Regions from separate parts of the Mus musculus genome. Here region 1 is linked to region 2. The links are chromatin loops, found by intact Hi-C in ENCODE. Cell type or tissue: left cerebral cortex. All regions are shown on one strand.

Region 1 (8,000 bases), 85 kb after region 2:
CTATTAACAGATAGTTCAGTGTATGAATAGAGCTCAGAGCGGAGCTTTCCTGTGGGCTGTTGCTTTCTGTCACTTCAAGACAGACAGAAAGCTACTCTGTGTGGTAGCTCAGCTCCGTGTACCCACCATTTCCCTCTCCTTTGCTGAGGCGAGAAGGGAGCTAAGGAGAGAGCGTCTCTCAAGGCTGGAGTCTAAACCTCATGTAATTCTAGTCAGCCTCCAAATGGCGGAACACTCTCCTCCTGTCTCCTCGTAATCAATTCATTGTCATCAGAAATGTGTGACACCTTGAGGGGAGGGAAGGACATGCCTTGAAAACCGAATAGAGAAATTGTCCTGAAAATGATGTTGTAAAATGGAAATGAGACCTTTAGAAGAGAGACACTGAACACGAGAAACCAGTAAGGCTCATTATGAAACCAGAGGACACAGAGGTGGGGGCGGGCCCTGGGTGCAGTCCGTCAGTGTGTCTGAGCCAAATGTAGAAATGGTCTCCTGACCTTCAGAGAATTGTACTCAGCTTCATAGGCCCAGGCCTTTCTCGATGAGTTTACTGTCCCTAAAATGAAAAGATAAAGGTGTCTGCGAGGCTCAGGGTTCCGCCTAGTGTCATTGTAAAGGTATCTGTGGTCCTCGGGGGTTCCACCTGGTGTTTTTGTAAAGGCCCGTGTTACAGTGCTAACACTGGAGCTAACACTGGAAAGCTCACGTTTGGACACGGCACCATCCTTAGGGTCCATCCAAGTAAGTGAGAAAGGAAATGGCAGCATGGTGGGGAATTCTGAGCTGGAACCCTGGCACCAGGTTTAAAAGGATTGCATGTTGTTTCAGAGCCACGCTTTGCTTACGTAAACTAAATGTTGTTCAAGGTCCTCTGTCATCTGCAGTCTCCTTAGCTCTCTTCCCTTTGTCAGAATAAAGCTGATCTTGAAAAAGCTAGAATCTTTACTGCGCTCAGAGCCTTCTCTGAAGTGAAGTTCTAACTTTTAGGGGGAGGAGAAACCCTTGCCAAATGACTCCTGGTGATCCCATCTTATATTTTCACAGCATCCCTATCAGAAAGGTCTCCCTTATAGAAATCCTAGACTATCCTTGACACAGTAAAGGCCATCGCCACTCGTGCCCTCCACATGGAGAGAGATAATTAGAACAAGGCATGAATAGACATATCATACATACTCAGTTCAGAAAGGTTTTTTTTTTTTTTAATGAAGCAGAGAAGGAAAAACAGAAATCTGGGTGGGACTATCAGGTCTCATTTCAAATCCCTCCATGTTCCCTGCATGCATCCAACTTCATCTATAAATGCAAAACTAGAAAAAGAGAGAAAGGGTGGACAGAAAGAAGTGGTCACTGTGCCTGTTCCCCATCACTGAAACCACAGGTGAGGGATTGCAATTAATTCCAGAGTATCCAATCCATGACTTAAAACCTTTCTTCTCATGGTAACTTGTATCCTTGTCGATAATTAGAACAGACAGGAAGACTTGGCTCTGGTGTGCTTGCAGCTGGATCCTGCTGGGAAGAGAGGGAAATGTGACTATTTTTTAAGATGCATAAAATTCCTTCTGTCGTCTGTTGTAAAACCTCCCACTGCAGAGAGATATGAGACAGTGTGGCAAAGCCCATATATGGAAAGAGACACAAGCTGGAAGGGCCCCACTCAATGTCCCTGGCATATCTTCATTTACTTTCCCACTGCAGGGCTTTTAGATCTTCCTTGTAGGAATCCTAAGAGAACCAAATAGATATGAATTAAAGGCAGCCTGGAGCTTATGGGTGTTTCGAAATAATAAATTCAATAAGTGGCAAGCAGGAGAGGAAACAGTTAAAAAGCAGAAACAGGCTTTTTGGTGAAACTTGAGAGGACTGAATTAGGAGGTGGGTATCAGAGAACTACAGTTGCTATCCTAGGGTCTCCACCAAGGACAGTGTCTTCTCACGAAGAGACGTGTGGCCAGCCCTGTGTTGAACCAGCTTCTCTTCTGCGAGCAGAGAGCATAGTACAGAGTCTTAGGTATGTGGAGGACATATCCAACATCATGCTTTTTATCTGACCTTAGCAGCATAGAATCACACCAGGTGGGTGTGGAGAGAGGCTGTTACCAACTGCTCTGAGGTTCAATGTGGGGCTGTTATAAATGTCTCAAATGTGAAAGGTATCCTCTGGCAAAGTCTGGTTCTATTGAGCAGAGTCCAGGTTGTACCAATATTACTCATGTTGCTGTTGTTTTTGTTGTTGTTGTTGATGATGATGATGATGATATTGTTGTTAAGTTTCCCCAAACCCAGGAGTACGAGTGCCAACACTGAGAAGTTGACATTTTAGCTCAGGATCCAATTGGCTGAAATATGCCAGAGGGGTCTGAAAGGCCAAGGGTGTCTCCAGAGCATGGCCTTTGTTGTTAGCTCTCTGGCAGTTGTCATTTCAGCAAAATGCATCCACTTAGAAAGGTCAGCTCTTCATTAGCCAGACAAATGAGAACAACATATTGACCAGAGGGAAGGTGCAGGGAGTCCAGATCTCGGCTCTGGCGAGCCTGGCATTTCTAGCCCTTCAATCACAGGGTGCTGGTGAAGCTATGCTGTCTGCGAGAAGGTAGATCGATGAAGCCTGAGGACCTGGTGTCACCAGGCTAGCTTGGAGATGGAAATGAGATACGGATGGAGGATAAGGGTGGGGGGATCATAAAGATGGGAGGAGACCAGGGAGCTCCATGGCACCTTTTAAAACCTGCAGTGTGTCAGAGGTTCTAATGACACCAAGGAGAACTGCAGGCACCCAGCAGGTGTCCTGTTATTCCCAACGGAGTCTGTTCAAAATGTTTCCCCTGCTCAGATCTCATAGGCTGAACAGGACCTGAGATGCCGTTTGAAATTGTATCACAGAAACCTGGGATCTTTGCTTTGTAAGTCACCTGCCAGTTTTTTGTAAAGGGTTGATTTGCTGTGTAGCATCCTCCTCCTTCAGCAAGCTGGTGTTTGGGCAGGGGACATCCTTATCAGTCGTTCCAAGTAAGTTCGCAGGCTGCCTGTGGGGCAGTGGTTCTCAACCTTGCTACTACTAGGGTCCTTTAATGCAGTTCTTCATGTCGTGGTGACCCCCAAACCACAACATTGTTTTCGTTGCTACTTCATAACTGTAATGCTGCTACTGTTGTGGATCACAATGTAAATCTGATGTGCAGGCTGTCTGATATGTGACCCCTGTGAAAGGGTCCTTAGATCCCCAAAGGGGTCGGGACCCACAGGTTGAGAGCCACTGCTGTGGAGTACGGTGCGATTCATAACCATGAGCATGGAGCCCAGTGGCAGGGTTGGCGAGAACATAAAGCTGAGGAAACTGAGGTCTATTAACTTTCACTGGAAAAAGAGGTCAACGAATAGCAAACACGGGTTTGGTCCTTAAATAGTGCCGTGGAGGGTATGGGCCTTGAGAGTGGAAATGAAAAGGCCTTATCTGAGGTCTACTACCACCTTCTCACCATAAATGGGAGCTGAGCAAGATGGAGAGAATGACAGACATGGAAGGGCTGAGGTGTCTGAGAAATGAGGCAGGGTGAGGGACAGCAGCGTGGTCCTAGCTTCAGTCTGGATTAGCCTAGGGAGAATGAGTTGTTCTAGAAGTTTAATAAAGAAATAAAATCCTCCCCAGAGTCAAGAGACTTCATAAGGAATCCTAGGTTTAAAATGTGTTTCAGAGTCATATATGCTCAACATATGGAGAGAGAAGAAGCCTTAAGAATAAAAGGAGAATTTAAATACCCAAGCATAAAACAAATGGCCTACACTTAAATTAGACAGCAAGCCACAGCAAAGGCTTGTGAGCTGTCCTTCTAATCCCCTCCCAAAAGGAAGCCACCTTCCGACAGCACGGGGTCACAGGTGCTTTAAGACCTGGAACTTTCTCCCTCTAATACTCTTGTCAAGTGTCCTTACAGGGAAAGTGACAACCAGGCTGTCACTCCCCACTTGCCCACATGGGGGGCCCAGGTGTAGATTCTAGCTCTGTCTTCTGCTGGTTTTTGTTGAGGTTATTGTCACAGTGGAACACGGGTTACCAGAACTTCTATTTTGGGAAAGGAACAAGTTTGACTGTCATTCCAAGTAAGTAAAAAAAAAAAAAAAAAAAAATCTGTCACCATTCTGTAGAATTCTGAACCTGCAGAAGGAGCTATCAACAGTTCACTGCTTGGTTCTCTTGATCCTGGGTAGAATGTTCTAGAACATTGCACGGGCCTCTTGCCTTCCCCTAAGGATGATCCTGATGCCAGGACAGGTCCTCATTCCTGTGGGGAGGGGGACAATGGATATTTGCAGTAATCGTCTTCTGTCTTGCTCACTCACCAAGACTGTGGTGACCAGAGACATCACCACAGTCCACAACTCAGGAGCAGAGGGTAAAGGGGTGACTCAACTGAGGGGAGAGGGACATAGGCCATGTGAGGACAAGGAGAAACTTCACACAAAAAAAAAACTGTCATCTGGGGAGGTGTTGAAGTGTGAGCATGGCAGAAGTCACACCCCCCCCATGCCCCCGGCTTGTATCTCAGCTTAGGCATGGACACTGACAGAAAGGAGGGTTCCTGTCCTCTCTGAAGACGAATTTAGCAGAGAGTCACTTGCCAAGCTCCCCTAATGAGCCTGTTGTCTCAGTGGATGCATTGGGCAGTGTTAGGAGAGTCTTTGCTGTTGCCGAAGGGAGTAGACTCACAAGACGTGCAAGGTGGGGGAAGAACATACAGAGGCTGGACTGAGGCCTCCCCATGCTTACATAGCAGCTGTGCAGCTTAGTCTTCATGTGGGTTCTGAACTGGAGGCAGAGGGGGGTGGGGCAGAGGGGCTATCCCAAAAGCTGTTGCCTGTTTTGGGATATGTTCTGGGCTACTTTGTCTGCCTCCGTGGGAAAGGACGCACCTAGCCTCACGCAGACTTGATGTGCCAGGGCAGGAGGATACCCGGGGTGGGGGGCAACTCATTCAGAGGAGAAGGGGAGAGGGGAGGCAGAACGGTTGTGGGAGGGGGTGACCGGGAGGGGGTCAATGAGTAGGATGTAAAGTGAATAAGTAAAATTTAAAAAATTAGAAATAAAAAATAAGAAACAGGGTAGGGGACTGCAGAAAGTATACAGAGCTGGCACGGTGGATTTTGTAATGGCTTGGCACACTGTGCCAACTATGGAAATGAGAAAATAACTTTTGGGGCTGGAACCAAACTCACCATTAAACCCAGTAAGTATTTCATCCCTAGTCAGGAGACCAGCCGCTTAGGTTTTAGGGATCAAACGGGGCTACGCAGGCTTAGGGAATTTCCATGTCCTTTGTCATTGCTGATAGAGAGAGGTGTATTTGAGTTTTCAAGGGTAACTCCAGCCTTGAAATATTTAATTCATAACTAGAAAATATGATCCGCAATCCCGCTTTTTGCTGCCCGCATCATGCGCTAAGGTGACATGTGACGAGAACTTAGGATGCCTGCGTCTCTCTTTTATCTTGTATGGTGATTTTTACCTCTGGATGCTGGGGAAGTGTTTGGGAGAAACAGTAGAAACGTAAGCTGTCAAGGGGACATAGAGATTCAGACAGAGAACTCCTGGCAGAGCAATGTTGTAGAATCAATCTGGTGCTGTGTCTCTTTTTGCAGACTGCAAAGATATTGGCAAGGTTGTGAACATGGATACCCTGGGTGAGACAGGGGTACCCAAGGTAGAAAGAGAAGCACCAAACCCGAAGAGGAAATAAATTTAGGGGAAACTCCAGGTCCTCCCCCACCCCCAAATGGAGCCTGTCAAATAGCTTATCTTAATGCCTTTGAAAGCATGATACAGGCCAACACAGCAGTTCGATTCACAGCTAGGAAACAGAGTTTAACCTTGAAAACAAATACCTTCTCTGTGGACTATGCTGCATAGTATTTGGTATCTGAATTTGCAAAATTGGAAGCTAAAGTTAACTGCTGGAAATCCTCTGAGATGAGACGAAGTAATAAGGCACAAAGGCAGGGTGCATACTCACAGATACAAAGGCAGGGGCTGTGTGTATCCACAGAGAAATGTGCAAACATAGACACAGATAGAGTCCTCCTACCTACAGCTAAAAGCTGCAATGTTCACCATGTCTGTTCACCATGTCACCAAAGGCATCACAGAGCAGAGGAAGCGAGAACCACAGGGCTGGAACCTCTCTCCTACGTGGGATTTCCCAACTGTCCCAACCACTGTGATTCCTGAAGGGAAGCTCTGCGTTTCCACATTAGAAATTAGAAGCCCGGGTCTTGAGGATTTGTATGGCTCAGACTCTTACAGTGAAACTTATACTATCAGTCACCTTCTAGTGAGGCTGGATAAAGCACTGTTAGATATCAAGGACTCTCTCTCTCTCTCTCTCTCTCTCTCTCTCTCTCTCTCTCTCTAGAAAAATGGTGTCCTCTGAATCCAGAGACAGGTAGCTCAGAGTTCTTAAGAGTAACAGCGACAGAGCTAAGCCACAGGAGTTGGGGACCCAGTAATTGTCAGCCTGCTCTTTCCCTGATGGCACCGTAGTTGCTAGAATCATTCAGAGAAACATGTCAAGGTGAGGCCATAGCACACCCAGGGGAAACGCAACTGAGAACAACTCAGAATAGGATATTTTACCCAGAAGGGGACAGACTACCTCTAAGCCAGCTCCCAGCTCCAGATATGCGCAGATACCACGCTGAAGCTGTAATGAGTTCGCCCTCCAAACAGACCTCCCAGAGGTTTTTAAGAGGAAGCAGTTACCGTGGGTTTGGAGCTGGAGGACATCACGGCAGATCGGAATAGTTTAGAACTGGAAGATCTGATAGGACTAATGAGATGAAAGAAACTTCTGACTTGAGGGCAAGAAAAGCCCTAAAAGAAAGGATACACGGAGGTGTGTGGGTGGTAGCGTTTATTTATCCCCAGCTAAGCAGTAAAGAGCAAGCAGCAGCCACATTCCAATACACTGTTGACCATTTCACATTTGTAAGGTTCTGTGATTAGTATAATGTCTTTAGCTTTCTGGCCAAATACCATGGAGTCCCAAATGTAAAGCAGGGGAGCCTCGTCTTCAGCACCCACACTCCTCACCCACCTACCCTACCCCCACTCCACCCACACTCACGCTCAGGGGCAGTTTTTGTACAGGAGTTTGAGGCTGTGTGGACTATGCAAACAAGATGATCTTTGGCTTGGGAACCATTTTGAGAGTCAGACCTCGTAAGTACCAAACACATTCTGATCTCCCACCATCCCAACCTGAGCTTCTCTGTACACTGAAGAGACTAACTTAGAAGTGCTTGGGTTCTAAGAAACAAACAAAGCTCCAGGTGCAGCGCAGACAGATCACTGTGTGGCTCACTTAAGGATCTACACGCAGTGCCTTGGGGAGCAAGGCAAACACCAAATTCACTGGTGTGGCCCACAGCTTGGAAACTGAGTTTAAACTTGAATTTTTTTTTTTTTTTTTTTTTGCCATCGCTGTAGACCATTGTGCTTGCTCTTTGGTGTCTGGATTTGCAAAATGGAAACCTTGGACTGTGGTGTTGAGCTTAGAGATTTGTCCTTAGCCTGGGACCTGGGTGTGAGAAAAGATGTGCACTGCTGGCTGGCAGGCACTCTGCATCAGCAGATGTGTTGGTAAGAAGCGGCTAATAGCGAGCACCAGCCCTGTTTCTGTGCTGTTATTGGAGACAGTGAGAAAGACAGCAGTGTAGACATGCTGGCTTTGGGGATGGGGATGAACTTGGAGTGAGCACAAAGTGAGGTCTTTTCTGTGCCTTTTCGTATTGTGTTTGACATTTGTCCTCCTTTAGATTCAGATATACAAACCAGCATCATGTTGTGGTTGTTGTTGTTGTTGTTGTTGTTGTTGTTGTTGTTGTTTTATAGTCTCTTAAATACTTTTGACTATGGTCCCCCATGCTACCTACCCATTCCAGGTAGACAGAAACTTCCACAGAGTCCATAGAGGACATGTCCAGAAGACATGGACAGTGAT
Region 2 (8,000 bases):
GTGTATTGTATAAGTTCTGTGTATGCCCATTTCTCATTCATTCACAAACAAAAGAAGAAATGAATAAGTATTTATTGATTCCATGCTTTGTACCACACCTTCATAAATCATCCAGTGAAATTCGGGATCTTCTTCCACCAGCTCAAGATCAAACAAACAAACAAACACGAATCATTAGTGCACAGTTAAGTCTCATTTGAAATAAGAACAGTGGGAGATAAGAGAATAGTGCTTGTTTGTTCCCCTTACAGGATGGACGGGACATGTTTGGGAGGGAAATTTCAGAGCATAAGATGGGCATGAAGTAGGCGAGCAAGGCATTGCCTGGAGCCAAGGGAGAGAGACATCCTAGGACAAAAGCAACCACTATGCCCCCAGTGACCTGAGAGGATCCATACACAAGAGAAAAAGAGAGCAGGGGCAGGGGATGGGGAAAGAGGAGAAAGGGGAGAAAAGAAGGATGAGAGAGGGGAATTAAAAAGACAGAAAAGATTTGAAGGTAAAGACGTGGAGTGATTCTAAGCTTACTGAGGTAACTGGGAATGATACCCAAAGCCTCATACTTCAGCAGGTGGAGACGGACCTGCTGAAGGTCTTACCTTAGTGTACACATGGGCCCAAAATCCCTGCAAAAATTCTGAGGCCAAATGTATGACACAAAAATTGGCTATTATTTCTATATTGTCCGTGCATTTCTCAGCCCTTCCAATAAAGGCAATTGATATCAAACTAGTTTATATAATTGTTGCTTCCATTCTACCGTCTATAATTTCTGTCCATTATGAAGCGGGTCTGGCTGAACAGTGTTCAGAGCAGTGAAAGGAAATCTCACTTCCTAAACAAAAGAGAAAAAGAAAAAACGAAAAGTCTGCATCGAGCCCTAGGCACAGAGCGATCGGTCGGTCGGTCGGTCCATATGAACTGGAGTAGACTCACTACTTCCTCCAGCCTCCCAAGCAGGGTCCTCTGCGGGCATGCTGTGAGGTCGGGAATAAAAGACTCAAGGGCAGACACAGAGAGTCCGAAACCCAGAAGCAGGGCCATTAACTGGCTACAGTGATGGACAGATCACCCACCACCCAGAGCCACTGTCGTGAGTGAAGGGCAACAGCAAAGAGCGAAACAGAAACCATGTGTGCCATGGAGGAAGGGTTCCGTGAAGGCTGAGGTTCCGGCAGCCAAGAAAGAAGGAAAAATGCTTCTATCAGACAACACGTTGCCTATTCCAAGGGCGGTGCAATCCTGGGGAAGGCACTGGTTGTGGCCTTTTTAAATGCCAAGGAGGTATACATCTATAGTACAAATAACGGAATCAATTTGAACGAATCCAAGCTGTGACCTTCGTTTGGAACAATTAAGGTTTTAAATGGGAAATTAAACCCATTGTACTTGAAAGCCTGTAGGAATCTAAAAGGTCACACAGGAAGTCTTGCATTAAGATGCATGTTCATCAAATATTGATTGAATAAATGATAACCCATTGCCCATTCGAATATTTTCAATAACAATTCTGTTTTTTGTTTGTTTGTTTGGTTGGTTGGTTGGTTTTTGTTTTTGTTTTTTTAAATAAAACTGTTCTGGGAGGTCAGGAAAAGGAAAAGATTTTTTTGTTGTTGGATATTTTCTTTATTTACATTTCAAATGTTATCCCCTTCCCCAGTTGCCCCTCCCCCGAGACCCCCTATCCCATCCTACGTCCCCCTGCTTCTATGAGGGTGTTCCTCCACCCACCCATCCACTCTCACCTCCCCACCCTCAGTTCCCCTACACTAGGGCATCTATCGAGCCTTCATAGGACCAAGGACCTCTCCTCCCACTGATGCCCAACAAGGCCATCCTCTGCTACATATGTGGCTGGAGCCATGGGTCCCTCCATGTGTACTCTTTGGTTGGTGGTTTAGTCCCTGGAGGCTCTGGGGGGCCTGTTTGGTTGATATTGTTGTTCTTCCTATGGGGTTGCAAACCCCTTTAGCTCCTTCAGTCCTTTCTCTAACTCCTCTACTGGATACCCTGAGCTCAGTCCAATGGTTGGCTGCAAGCATCTGCCTCTGTATTTATAAGGTTCTGGCAGGGCCTCTCAGGAGACAGCCATATCAGGCTCCTTTCAGCATGCACTCTTGGCATCCACAATAGAGTCTGGGTTTGGTAGCTGTGTATGGGATGAATCCCCATACACAGTCTGGTGGGACAGTCTGTGGATGGCCTTTCCTTCCATCTCTGCTCAACACTTTATCACCATATTTGCTCCTGTGAGTATTTTGTTCTCCTTCTAAGAAGGACCAAGCACCCACACTTTGGTCTTCCTTCTTGAGCTTCATGTGGTCTGTGAGTTGTATTTTGGTTATTTAGAGCTTTTGGGCTAATATCCACTTGTCATTGAGTGTATACCATGTGTGTTCTTTTGTAATTGGGTTACCTCACTCAAGATGATCATTTCTAGTTCTATCCATTTGCCTAAGAATTTTATGAACTCGTCATTTTTAATAGCTGTGTAGTACTCCATTTTATAAATGTACCACATTTTCTGTATTCCTCTGTTGAAGGACATCTGGGTTCTTTCTAGCTCCTGGCTATTATAAATAAGGCTGCTATGAGCATAATAAAGCATGTGTCCTTATTACAGGTTGGAGCACCTCCTGGGTACATGCCCAAGAGTGGTATAGCTTTCTTTAATCTAGTTTTTAGTTACTTCTTATGATGATTGAGATAACGTAATTATATCATTTTCCCCTTCCCTTTCTTCCTTCCAAACCCTCCCATCTGCTCCTTGTTCTCCTTCAAAGTTTTGGCCTCTTTTGTTCATTAGTTGCTGTTACATCCAACTTTGTGTGCACATATATGCGTATACTCCTTAATACAACCTGCTCAGCATGTTTAAAGTTACTCCTGTGTATGTTTTCAGGGCTGACCACCTGGTATTGGGTAACCAATTGGTGTGCTCATCCCTAGAGAAGACTGTTTCTCCCATTCGTGGAATGTCTGAGTTACCTGTTCTTTGTGTAGGGGTGAGGCCTTGTGGACTTTCTCCCATTCCATTTGGCATTTCGGTTAGTATCCTCCCTGCCCTCCCTGCTCAGATCACATTTAGGCAGCCTTTGACTAAATGATTCAGCCTCTAGTACCAGAGTGATCTCTTCAATACAAATATGATCATGCCATGACACTCCTTAGAAATTCTCCTGCAAGTTCTCTTTTTTTTTTTTTTTCAGGAAGATCTGAAGCTTGCAAAACCCTCAAGACTCTAAGCAGTCCGACCCCTTCACTTCACTATGCAGCTATACTCCATCTTCCCGCAGTTTCTGGGCTTCAGTCAACTGTCTTCTCGCCATTGTTTGCCTATCCAATCTGGTACTCTCCCACCCCAGGGCTTTCCTACACACTCTTTCCTGTGGGATTTTCCTCTCTCTCCTTGTTGCTTCTCAGAGGCATCTTGAGATGATGCTTCACTAATTTCATCCTTCCTATTTTCTCTAGTTTGTAAGCTCTGAGAGAATAAGGACCAAATTTGATTTTGCTTTTTATTGGACCTGAAAATTACATAAATGTATCTGTATGAAAAAAATGGATGCATCTTTCAGAATCTGGCCTTCACTGCAGACTCTGGGGTACAGCAAGGCCCTGCTTTGCTCCATTTTTATTTGTTGAGTGATCTTAGAGATCCAGAGATGGAATCAAAAATGGCATCCCCAAGAGTACATTGTGAGGCACATAGGTCAACTGTGGGGCAGACGATCCTCCGCAGGTCTACGATGTCCTTATACAGGAATGCTGACAGGTGAGTAAGTCCTTCCCAGAAAGTCCAGGAGCTTTGATGAAATCATAGAAGCTTAATATGATGGTTATCTTTTTCAGTGACCCCCTCTAACTGAAATAAACATGAACTTTTTGATTATTTTTTTCCACTTGACTATTTTCAGAACCTATATTAGTAAAATGCACAAGCCTGTAATTATAGAGAAGCATAGCCTCATCCCTCAAATATTTACTGAGCAAGCACAGTGCTCCTGACGCTGTATCACACGCTAAGCTGCAAAACAGCCAGAGCTAGATTCCTGTCCTCAGGGTGAAAAAATGAAAATGCAGCCTTAGTAACAGAGCAAGGAACCACGCACGGCTGGGAAAGCCCTGGGTGGGGGAGCACCTGCCTGGACCCTCAAGCAACAGCAAGAAGACACATCTGGCCAACCAAAGCATGGAGGTCGAGGGAGGACAGAGGAGAGCTTCCCAGGGAGGTGGAGGGCTCAGATTGCGCAGGGCCTTGGAGGTTCTAGCTCTTCCCAGGAGTAATGAACGGTTACAGAGAATGAGGGGATGGCTCAGAGCCAGCGTCTCAGAGGCTGCACATGTTTATAATGGGAAAAGTGCTGCTTCCCTCCAGTAAGGTGTTCTCAGGGGTTCCTTAAGGTGGCTTAGGAAGGAAGACGACCATCCACAACAGTGATACAACACACAGTGCTCTTTGCTGTTAAGTAACTAGATATAACCAGTTTCCTTTGGTGGGGAGGGGACAGCTCATCGAGATTTCGTGGGGACTCTGTACCCACAGGATGCAGCTAGTTCCCTGTCAAGAAAAGCTTAGAGGTTTTGTTGTTTTGCTTTACTTCGTTTTGGCTTTGAGGCAGGGTCTCACGGTGCAGTCCCGGCTGACTGGAAACTCCAGCCTGGCCTCAAATTCGTGGAGATTCACCTGCTTCATTTCCAGCCCTGAGATTGAAAGTGTGGCCTACCACACCCAGCAGCTTAGAGATTTTGTAAATTCAGCTATCATCCTCATCTCAAGACACACCACCTAACGTGGTAGTGGTGATACTCTTTGAGAAGATAAAGAATTAAGGAGAGCAAAGAGGGAAGGGAAGTTCTTTCTTTCTTTCTCTCTTTCTTTCTGTAACAACCACTCCTTTTACTTATTACTCTTATTAAAGAACTATGCAAAACTTCCGGGATTTTCCCAGGCCTTGGTGTTTCTGGGACACAGAGCCCTTCCTTCTCAATAGTAGGGACCATAAGAGAACCCGGAGGGACCAATGGAGAAGTACAGTGTCTTGGGGGAGGCATATAATGCCATCGGGACTGGCTGTGAATTCCCACTTTGATTTTCTGCCTTGTGAAATAGTGAGACCTCCCTCTTCTCAAATACGCAGGCCCCTCACAGCAAACATTAGCTCCACAAGTCTTCATCCAGCCTAGGTTGAATTGTTTACACTCCCAGAGTTGCCTTCAATCAGAGCAAAGTGTTTCCCTGCGAGCTATGAAAATACTCAGCTACAAACCGAGTCACCTGGGTCCCACTTCCCGCTTCCCTGAAGCTGCCTCTGTAAGTGCTCTGAAGGAAACAGCATTCATATCTATCAGCCTTGCCGTGTCCCTCTCTGCCTTAGGAAAAACCCTGATATGTTACCAACGCTTTAAGGTCAACAGTTTGAATTGAACATTCCCTGCTTGCTTTTCCCACAAATTGGTGGCTAGAAAATAAGACACCTTCCCTTCATATTAAAAAGCCCAGGTGGAAAGGTAAGACACCGCTTGGGACACGCTGCTCTAATGACAGGAGAGAGCAAGGGAAGAGCAACCAGAGCTGAACAGGCTCCCCTCTGACACATCAACCACAACCACTCACACTCACTAGCCAAGGCCCTTCTGGCCAAACTCAAAAGCAATTGGTTAGAGACCAAGACCCTCCCCACAGAAGGTATAGCAATATGCAGAGCAGGGAGGGGGCCTTCATACAGGGAAGGAAACACCAAATCCTTTGAGATAACAGACCACTGTATCTCTGAGTCGGCCCAGGAGTTTTGTCCCGATGTTGACTGGTAAAAAGCTTGATAGGATTTTGTTTTTCTTAGAATTCTTGAATTAGCAAGTTCTTCTTCCTATGCCACCATCCCTCCAGATGGCAATAATAGTTGCACAATTAAAAATAATTCTGTGGTTGAGAAATTTTAGCAAAGAATAAATATTAGCAATGTCCCTGAATACTCATAATTTCTCTTGCCACATTAAATGTTCTGAAAAACACTACTGCTGTACCTACTTAAGCCAGGATTGGCATCACAGAACTTTTATTTATTTCTTTATTTTGTACTGACCCAACAACTAATGTCTCATGAGACCTTAGTGGCGAGTACTAAATTCCCAAAGGATTGTGGGAAAAAATCAATCAGACAAATTACTAGTGTTTGTTCATTTCTGAGCATCTAGACTGAAGAACATCTAATGATGTTGAAAAGAGTTACACAAGAGGCCAACAGGTCTAGACAGGCCTCTAAATGAAGTATTCATTCTCTGGGAGACTCCACTCCTCGCAGGAACCTCCAAATGCTATTGGACATGTTATAAATACCTGAAGCTGGCTTTTCTTTCTCTGTTTTTTTTTTTCTAAAAGTTGTATTTTGCATTCTGTCTTGTGCCAAATGCAGTACCAGACACTTGGTATATAACGGGAGCAAAATAGACACAACTCCGTCCTCAGAGCTTTGTTTAAAATGAAAGAACCCAGTCCCAAGGCAAATACATGGGTGGTCGCCACATCACACAACTTCCCAGCTGTGGCCCCTGTTCCTCCTCCACTGCTTCCCATGTTTAGCTTCTGCGACTTCAGTCACCCTTTGCAGATCTCCATGGCCCCTCCTGGCCAATTCCCTTTCATGGCTTTTACTCCACTATGGAGCTTCTAGAGTCCCCGGGGCTCCTACTGGACTTCTCTGATTCTTCCTGAGTGATCTCATTCATTCTTGCAGCATTAAACTTCACAGATGTGTTCATGGCTCATGAACTTATATTTCCGATGTAAAACTCTCTTCTAAGGATAGCGTTATCCAACAGCACCACTTAAGTTCCTGCCTGCTTTGGATTATTTCAGGCGTTTTCTCCCATGCTGTGATTGTTTGGCTAGTTCCTTCATCTGTCCGCCCCCTCCGCAATTTAGAAACCCCTCTGGACAGTCTGCCGTGGTCCATCTTCAGTTTCTCTCATGCATTGCTAGTAAGCCCATAATATGTGAGTATTGGGTTCACTGTCCGAACTGAATTTCTGCTTTGGGGATCACTTGAGGGGCAGGCAACACGCACGAGGATGTTTTATTTAAAGAAATAATGCCCCTTGCTGTGTTTTTCTAAATGAACAATCTCAAATGAGACGACACACTGGCATGGGATGAGTGGTTGAATTTAGAATGCTAAACTGAGCTAGCATCATCCCTTATAGGTGTGGAAAGTACTGCGAAGCTTCTACAAACTACCTACGTTCCCGCACCCCAGCTGGTGAGTGGGTATGTAGTGGCAAACATGACTCATTTCTTACAACGGTCCACTCGGATCTACTCTCTACTCCAAAGGGAAAAGGCAAAAGGAAACAACAGTACGCTCTCTTAAGACCCTCCTGCAGAGACTCGGATTCAGCTCAACCGCACAATGCTGCTCCTTGATTGACACCCAGGGCCACAGAAAAAGGCAAAGAGAAAAACTCCCTGGACCAGAAAGGATGTCTCCCAGCTGTTCTAATAACAACACGTGGCAACCTCACTTCCTCCGAATTCTGATCCCCGTCTCGCTCACGCCCGTTTGTACTAACTAATCAGTTCTATACCCCAAGAGCCCACGTTCTACTGAATTTTCTAGATGCAAACTGAAAACGTCTCTGTGCTTGATCTTCCTGTATGGACCGAGGTCCCTGATTGTCCACTGGGAAAGCCCTGGTTCCTGTGTCCCTTTGAACAGCTACCACATGTTGTGGGCAAAGGCTAGTTCTTTCCCCTTTGGTTGCTGTAAAGAAAGTTTGCCAAAAGCCTCCATGTATTTGAAGTTAAGGATTTAATCTCTATCAGGGTAGAGGACATTTGTCTAACTACATCTCTATTGCAAAAATAAATATTTCTCGGCTGAAATAGCATTTTGAACTTTATTTTTTTTCCTCTTATGCCCTTTCTGTACCTATCCCTAGATAACAGTTTATGCTACAATATTTATTTATTTACACTTATATAAATAAATATTTGTAAAGAG

Evidence for each region. Hi-C counts contacts between places; a loop is a spot of excess contacts. Peaks named below come from ENCODE experiments on the same cell type or tissue, not always from the same donor. Only the 100,000 strongest peaks of a DNase experiment are listed, where the experiment ranks them.
Region 1: it touches region 2 in a loop (2.3-fold over the local background); 2 of 42 quality-filtered maps call a loop at or near these places.

What each region holds. Positions count from the first base shown.
Region 1 is chr14:54,164,638-54,172,637 of GRCm38, forward strand. It overlaps Tcra, Traj52, the pseudogene Traj51, Traj50, Traj49 and Traj48, and 2 more genes. Among named protein-coding and RNA genes, the nearest start is that of Gm30275, 43 kb to the left of the region's middle. In left cerebral cortex, a CTCF peak has its summit at 3,983; a DNase peak (open chromatin) is centred at 1,611.
Region 2 is chr14:54,079,611-54,087,610 of GRCm38, forward strand. The region is part of intron 3 of Gm30275 (a long non-coding RNA gene); the gene reads right to left. It also overlaps Tcra and Tcrd. Among named protein-coding and RNA genes, the nearest start is that of Gm30275, 42 kb to the right of the region's middle. In left cerebral cortex, no CTCF peak of the experiment used is centred here; DNase peaks (open chromatin) are centred at 4,265 and 7,250.